3 separate regions of the Homo sapiens genome follow, and all the other regions are linked to region 3. Evidence: chromatin loops called from intact Hi-C (ENCODE). Cell type or tissue: heart right ventricle. All regions are shown on one strand.

Region 1 (2,500 bases), 130 kb after region 3:
GCCTTTAGTGAGCGTGCCCCATGTTCTGTGCACTCGACATTGCTGGAAATGGCCCCTCTTCTGCTTGTTTCGGGACTGTGCTAGACAGCTGAAGTTGTCATATTGTGACTCTGTATAGAAGAGGCTTTATCACATTTTACTTTTCATGAATTCTAGCTAATGCCTTTGATTGTACTGTGTACTTTTTTGAGACAAGGACTGCCTACCTTTTCTTTTTATCTTCCTAATAGTCTAGCATAGCTCTTGAGGTACAGTGCTCAACACTGTCTGTTTCCTTGCTTTGAAACATATTATGTTTTTATTTATTATGTTATTTATTAAACAAAGCCTTTAAAGGAATAAAACAATTCAATTATTTCCTGTAGCTCCCAAAAAACTTCACAGGAACAAAACACTTCTGGTATTGAGAAAAGAACAATAATAATGAGAATTGCCAAATCTGAGGATTAGTTATGGAAATACTCAATTTCCAGATGGATTTCAGGACACACAGAAAAACATTAATAAACACAAATTTTGATGCAGACTGCCAAATGGGAAAGACATTAGAAAATTCAGTTTCTAACTGCTGAAGACCAAAGGGTGTCAGCAATTTAGAACAACTGTACTAACAGGCTGTATATGAACTATAAGTCAGTCACACTTTTAGTTGGGTTATCAAAATGAGATGTTATAAAACATGCACTCCTGATTGTGAACGTGCTTTCACACACCCCTGGAACTGCCTTCCAGAGTACTCTTCTCCTCCCTCACTCACAAATGCTTCTAGATTCCCAGAGTGTTGACAGGAAGCCAGGGTGAACGGGCTGTCTGCCTGCCTTTCTTAGCCCACCTTTCTCCACAGTCCGAGCACCCGAGGAGCCTCGGCCCCATGCCGGCAGTGCTTCTGTCCTCCGGCTCAGATACCCCCGGCTGCACTCCCTGGGTGGGCTGAGTTCTAAGAGCTACTGCAGTACTGGCCCCTCGGGTGCTGGGCTCCCCCTGGCTGGGAGTCCTGATGCTGTGGATGGTCAGGCTGGCTGCCAGGAGTGCTGTGAGGGCACCCTGCTTCTGTGTGGAAGCAGGTGGCCCACTGCTCTCCCGTCATCTCTCTTGGGGTGGCTCCTCACTCATGACCTTTCAGATTATAGCTCCAGAGAGGGGGAAGGAGGGCACTCCAGGGAGAGAAAACAGCACAAAGATGCAAATAAATGAGACAATTTGGGATACTGTGGGAGCTGCAAGCAGGCACGGTGAAGGTGAAAGGCAAGCAAAGAGCAGCACAAGGGGCTGCACACACCTTGCTGAAGGGCAGGGAATTTACCTGCAGGAGGAGCAGAGTCCACCTGAGATGTGCACACGTGTTATGGAGAAAGGGAAGGACTTACAATTGAGAGAGAGGTGTGAAAGGTGGAGGGAGGGACAGCTGAGGAAAACCAGGCACGCTTTAAAAGCATTTTTGTTGTCACTAATGACTGAAACAACTAAATCAGGAGCCCTGGAGGCTGCTCTAGTGGATGACCATGTGATGCTGCCTGCCAGGAACATCGAGGCACCTGCCATGTCCACAGCCTGTCATGGTACCACCCACCATGGAAGACTTCCTGTTTCCTGTCCATGAATCCTTTCAACATCCACCTCAAGTCTCACCTACAAGAAACGTTCTCTAGCTCCATCCTATTTCCTGTTACCTCCTATTTCCTATATATACCAGAGAATAATTGCAAAAGAAAACACAGTGTCCTGAATTTGCACTGTTTCTCTCTTTTTCTCTCAGTCATGTAATGGCCACTAGTTCATTTCTGTTATCTATTTTTCAATGAAAAACTTCCACTGCATTTCAAAACTTCACCTATGTACTAGAGAAAGATGTCAGATTCTCAGTACCTTTAGTTTTGGAAATGAAAGAGAATATGAGGAAATATAACCACTTATCCCAATTTACTGGCTGGCCTGGCTACTTCCTGTTGCTCAGCACTTCCATTAATCCTGAGCACCACCACCAGGTTAACCTTTGTAAAATGTGGCCCTTGTCCTGCCATCCCCATCTTGCTGCCTAGAGAATGAGAGCCAGACGTTGTTGTCCAGGGTGCAAAGGCCCTCCCAGAATTAGCTGAGTGTGGTGGTGGGGGCCTGCAATGCCAGATACTCGGGAGGCTGAGGCAGGAGAATTGCTTGAACCCGGGAGGCGGAGGTTGCAGTGAGCCAAGACCACGCTATTGCACTCCAGCCTGGGTGACAGAGCAAGACTCTGTCTCTAAATAAAATAAAATAAAATTTAAAAAATGTAAAAAAAGGCCCTCCCAGTGTACTTCTCTCTGAGCACCAACCTTCACTCCACTGTGCACAGCCACTCCAGGGCTAGTCTCCTCTCTCCCTGAGCAAACCCACATGGTCTTTCACCTACATGTGCTCAGCTGGCTATTTCAGCTTGGAAGTTCCTCCTACTTCTATCTAAATCTTTCTGTCTGTAGGAGCCTGGCACTTTCATACCACTCACATCTACACTGCTTTTTCTTCT
Region 2 (2,500 bases), 120 kb after region 3:
CAATACATAGCCCTTTCAGACTGGCTTCTAATGTTTTTGAAAGCCACCCATTTTGTTTTGTGTATCAGTAGTTCATTCCTCTCTTCTGCCAAGTAGTGTTCCATCATGTGGATGGGGCAGGGTTTCCTATCAGTTAAACGTCATCTGAGTTGTTTCCAGTTTGGGGTGATTATGTATAAAGTTGCTATAAATATCCACGTACAGATGTTTGTGTGGACCTAAGTGTTCATTTCTCTAGGGCAATGCCCAGGAGTGGGACTGCGGATATGGTAAATACATGTTTAAGTTTATAAGAAAATGCCCCACAGTTCTCTAAAGTGGCTGTTCCTTTCCCACCTGCATGCTGGGGAGCTCCTGCCTCTCTGCAGCCTGCCCGCACTTGGTACTGTCAGTTGTTTTCTCCCTTCCTTTTTGACATTCTAGAGGGAATGTGGTCATCTAGACCTTCTGCCCATGTTTCCATAGGACCACCAGGGAGGGCTCTGAGTGGAACAACAGCAGGACCAGGTGTGAGAGGCTGGCTGGTGGGGACACTTTGGGTGCTGGGAGCAGCAGGAGCATTCGTCTGGGTAATGAGGCCCCCATGCCACGGGTGTCCCTGGAGATGCTGGGGTGAGGGAAGCTGAAAAGGTCAACACATTTGTGCAGAGATGGCCATCTGTGACAGCACACTGCCAGTGTCAAACATAATAGAAGCTTCCATGGCCTCTCTGACAAAGGATTTCATCCTACTTTCATATGATCACCTAAGGAACTCCTCTCATGCTCAGGAAAGTCCCTTCCTCCTGTGGCCTATACACCAGGTATGCTCTGCCCTAAGAAAACCCCATTTGTGAAAGTCTAAAGCCTTGGAAAAGATAAATGACCCATGCTGAGCTACACTGTTATGGTTTTATAAGAAGGTCACCACGTGGCTTTTATGGTATGTACTACTGGTATGCTCACTTTCCGGGTTTAAAAATTGACTACTGAACTTAACTAAATGTTAAAACAAAAACCTATAAAATTAAAGCATACAGGAACCTTTGTAGATTGAAGCCGTAGAGGCATAACATTAGATCTGAGAGAGTCTGGGAGATGATCTCCCCAAGCTTCTTATGCAGAGATGGAGACAGGCTCAGAGGAGGTGAGTGATTGGCATGAGCATTCATGGACAAAAACAGAGGCATGTTTCTAGTCCAGGAAAATGGCTATGGGAAAATATGAAGAATAAAAATCAGTTTCTGTGTAACCTTCCACACCTTTGTTGTAAATGTACAATGTTACCAGTACTCTCCAGCAGACCACATTCTGGCTGTGTTAAGCACCTTCATCTAAACCATGATATATTTACAGCTTGATGAATCCTTAGAGAGAAAATGTCAACTATGTTAAACCATCTATTTCCAGCTTGTTACTTTTCTGAACATGCTTTGGTTATATAATATATATTCTGTCCTTGTTCTGAGTATTGCTTTCTCCTCCAGACAAAGCTCTCTCTTGATATCTATGCACACATGCCCATACATGTGTGTACATGTATGTATATGCACACATGCCTAAAACATAACCGCTGTGTGTCCTAGGCAATTCCATCGCCTCCATCCCAGATGAAGCATTTAATGGATTACCAAATTTGGAAAGGCTTGATCTGAGTAAAAATAATATCACTTCTTCAGGCATAGGTCCAAAAGCATTCAAGGTAAATACATGCTCTGATTTGTCTATTTGGATGAATGGCTTCACTATGACTTGCATTGGTTGGAGATGGGGAAGGGAGGAAAAGGAAAATGCTTCTAATTGGTAGTCTTCTTCTAAGAAAGTTTCCTCTCTGATGTCCCTAATTTGAATTCAAGTTTTCCCTTGAATATAGTTTACTATTTTACATACTTTTAGCTTTGCTGTAAGGACACCAACAATAGCATCAGTGACAAAAGTAATGATTTTAATTTATGGAGTAGTTTCTTCCCAAGTAACTGAAAACATGCTAAAATCTGGTCTTTTAGCATCTGAAGTATTTTCTGGAAACAAATTGAGCCTATCTGGAACCTCTGTTAACATTTTTCAGGCCAGCAAGACACTGCTTCCTTTTTTTGTGTGTGCAATCAACAAAACCTGATGGAGGATACTTTGGCAGAAGGGGGTTCTGGAAAAACAAATAGGCTCATATAAAAATTAGGGATAGCTTGGGGAAGAAGAGGGAAAGAGAGAGAACAGGAAACAGCACAGAGTAAACCTTTGAAAGATACAGATTGGACTAATTATATATTTAAAAAAAAAAAAAAACAGGCCAGGCACAGTGGCTCATGCCTGTAATCCCGGCACTTTGGGAGGCCAAGATGGGCGGATCATGAGGTCAGGAGTTTGAGACCAGCCTGGCCAACATGGTGAAACCCCGTCTCTACTAAAAATACAAAAAATTAGCCGAGCGTGGTGGCATGCACCTGTAGTCCCAGCTACTCGGGAGGCTGAGGCAGGAGAATCGCTTGAATTCGGGAGGCGGAGGTTGCAGTGAGCCGAG
Region 3 (2,500 bases):
TGGCCTCCCAGAAAGTTAGGATTGCAGGCGTAAGCCACGGCGCCTGGAGATCACATGCATTTTGTTCTTTATTGACCATGCATGGATCTGCTGTAATTTTAACAAATCCCCTCTAGTTGGGCATGTGAACTTTTACTCCTGTTTCCCTGCATGTTGGCATTTTCGTGCCGGGTCCTAGTGAAATCTGCAGCTGACTACAGTTTTCCCCCTGCATGGACACCTTTCTTACTGTGTCTTTGCCTGTAGTTTGGTTCTTTGTGGGAGATGGTTGCTCCCTTCAGTGGCAGGAGATGATCTGGGACTTGGTACCTCCCAAGCTCACTTGGCACCCTGTACAGCACAGGTGCCAAACAACTGTGAGTGGCAAGTGGAGTTTTGTTTCTGCCTCTGTCCCTATGATATAACAGGTCCTTGTCAGTGGCTTTGACCCCTGTCTGTGGCTCTGTGTGGCTGGTTCTGAGCTCGTGCCTGTCGCCAGCCCAGGTCTTACCTGCCTCTCAGTGTGGGCTCATGGCTCTGGACTCTGCAGACAGTGTCCCAGGGTTTTCCTCCTTTAGTGGTCTTGCAGATTTAGGATGTCAGCAGGATCTTAGAAATTCCTTGCCTTGCAGTTGCAATGAGTCGAGATCACGCCACTGCACTCCAGGCTGGGCCACAGAGAGCAAGACTCTGTCTCAAAAAAAAAAAAGAAAAGAAAAAGAAGAAATTTTGTGACCTGACTTAAAATGAGGATTATGTCTAAACTTAGATCATAAAGTGACTTCCAGGGCTGTTGTGGTGGAATCTAAAGGACATTCTGAGAGTTGTGTTGGGAGAGGAGAGCCACGAGGCAGGACATGTGCATTTCTTGCTCCCTCCTTTGTGCTTGGCCTGGTGCATCCAGTGTGGTCCAGGCACGCTGCAGCTCCAGCAGCTCTGTGAGGCGGGAGCGTCATCTCGTCTGTCCTTAGTGCCAGTCCAGGGTGCAGTCCTTGCCTGTGGTGATGCCCGTATGGCGGAGCCCAGGATGAGCCCTGCGGTCTGCGCCGGCCTGTGTCTCCCTCCACGTTCTTTGATAATCAACATGCTCTCGTTTTCCCCTGATGTTCTCGGTAGGAAAAAACACCCCAGAGCGCTCGGGGTTACCGAAGGGCTGTCTTCTGTACAAAACCCTCCAGGTGCAGATGTTGGACCTGCTGGACATCGAAGGCCTCTACCCTCTGTACAACCGGGTTGAGCGATACCTGGAAGAGTTTCCCGAGGAGAGGTGAGGTCGGGCGGTCCCCCTGTTGGGCAGCCCTGAGAGGAGACTGTGGGAGTGGGCAGGGTAAGAATGCGCCTCCCAAGGCACAGCTTCCCAGGAGGATGAAGCATGCCGGCCACTTCCTACCCCAGTCCTCCGCTCCCAGGTGCCCAGGCCTGCTCTGGAATGTAGTGCCTTGTAAAGGAGGAACAGGGTCACTTGTTTCTAGAAAAGAAAGCACGTCTGTGACCTTGCTAATTCGAAACCCCAAGATGGGGCTGAGCCTGCAGAGGGCAGTGTTGCTCCACAGCTGAGCAGCGCTCCTGCAGGTCGTTCTGTGTCAGCCCAGCCTCTGTCCTGGGCTTTCACTGCGGGTCATTGGGGTCCACACCCGCGGTGTCCAGTCGGGGCCAGGATCCTCTTCCTTCCTCGCTGGTCTTCCTTGCATCTCTGACGCAGGATGCTACTTGTCATGAACAGGAGAAGGCTCAGCTTCAAGGCTCGCTGGTTCTGGTCTTGCTGAGTTCTGTTAAAAACCTTGATGTTTAACATGAGGGAGATAGATCTGTTATGTGTTTTTCAAAACAAAATGTGTGATGTTTAGTGGTGCTGGGCTTTGTAGACTGTTAGCAGTTTAAGAAACAACCTCCGTGCGGCTTTGTCATCCTGTTTTTATTGTGCTTTCTTCTTCAGAAAAACCTTACAAATAGATGGGCCTTATGATGAAGCATTTTACCAGAAGCTGCTTGACCTTTCCACTGAGGATGACGGGACAGTGGCCTTCGCGCTAACGAAGGTGGGCAGACCCATCCAAAAACTTGCTGTGTGATCCTTAGCTTCTTAGCACTAATCTGTTTTTTTGTTTTTTGTATTTTTTTTTCCATTACCTACCCCTGAGGTTTAAAGCAGAAAACTTGGGATCAAAAAGAAGTGGCTGAAGTTTCTCCCAGATGAACTGGGGCAGGTGGTGGTGCATTGAGGTTTTAAGGGGAATTTCCCTTGGTTGAGTTCTGCCCTGGCCCGTTCCTGGTGGGGTCAGGCCCCAGGGGCGGCCGATCTGCAACCCATCTGCATGCCTTCTCAGCAGCCCACAACAGGCTCTCTGCCAACTGTCCCTTGCTACAAGGCCCTTGCCAGGGTCCTGGGACCCCACCTGTGCCTCTGCCCTGCCCCTGGCTGTATGCGGGCGGCTTCCTTCCCTTAGAACCGAGGCCAAGGGACAGCCTGCAGGAGTCTCTTAGGGAAGAGGACTGGCCCTGTACTTCCTGGGTCTGTGAA

Evidence for each region. Peaks named below come from ENCODE experiments on the same cell type or tissue, not always from the same donor. Only the 100,000 strongest peaks of a DNase experiment are listed, where the experiment ranks them.
Region 1: a loop joins it to region 3, with 2.7 times the contacts of the local background. A loop is called at or near these places in 25 of 110 quality-filtered maps.
Region 2: a loop joins it to region 3, with 3 times the contacts of the local background. A loop is called at or near these places in 25 of 110 quality-filtered maps.

Annotation. Positions count from the first base shown.
Region 1 is chr9:92,506,663-92,509,162 of GRCh38, reverse strand. All of the region lies in intron 5 of CENPP (centromere protein P), which reads right to left. All of the region lies in intron 6 of ECM2 (extracellular matrix protein 2), which reads left to right. Among named protein-coding and RNA genes, the nearest start is that of MIR4670, 20 kb to the left of the region's middle. In heart right ventricle, a CTCF peak has its summit at 978; no DNase peak of the experiment used is centred here; H3K4me3 peaks cover 313 bases; H3K27ac peaks cover 2,500 bases.
Region 2 is chr9:92,511,192-92,513,691 of GRCh38, reverse strand. All of the region lies in intron 5 of CENPP (centromere protein P), which reads right to left. ECM2 (extracellular matrix protein 2) reads left to right here. Exons shown (of 10, transcript NM_001393.4): 5 at 1,566-1,681. Among named protein-coding and RNA genes, the nearest start is that of MIR4670, 16 kb to the left of the region's middle. In heart right ventricle, no CTCF peak of the experiment used is centred here; no DNase peak of the experiment used is centred here; H3K27ac peaks cover 1,152 bases.
Region 3 is chr9:92,633,904-92,636,403 of GRCh38, reverse strand. It overlaps IPPK (inositol-pentakisphosphate 2-kinase), which reads left to right. Exons shown (of 13, transcript NM_022755.6): 10 at 1,096-1,246; 11 at 1,916-2,018. Among named protein-coding and RNA genes, the nearest start is that of IPPK, 35 kb to the left of the region's middle. In heart right ventricle, CTCF peaks have their summits at 1,310 and 1,512 (motif pointing right); a DNase peak (open chromatin) is centred at 1,543; H3K4me3 peaks cover 683 bases; H3K27ac peaks cover 1,692 bases.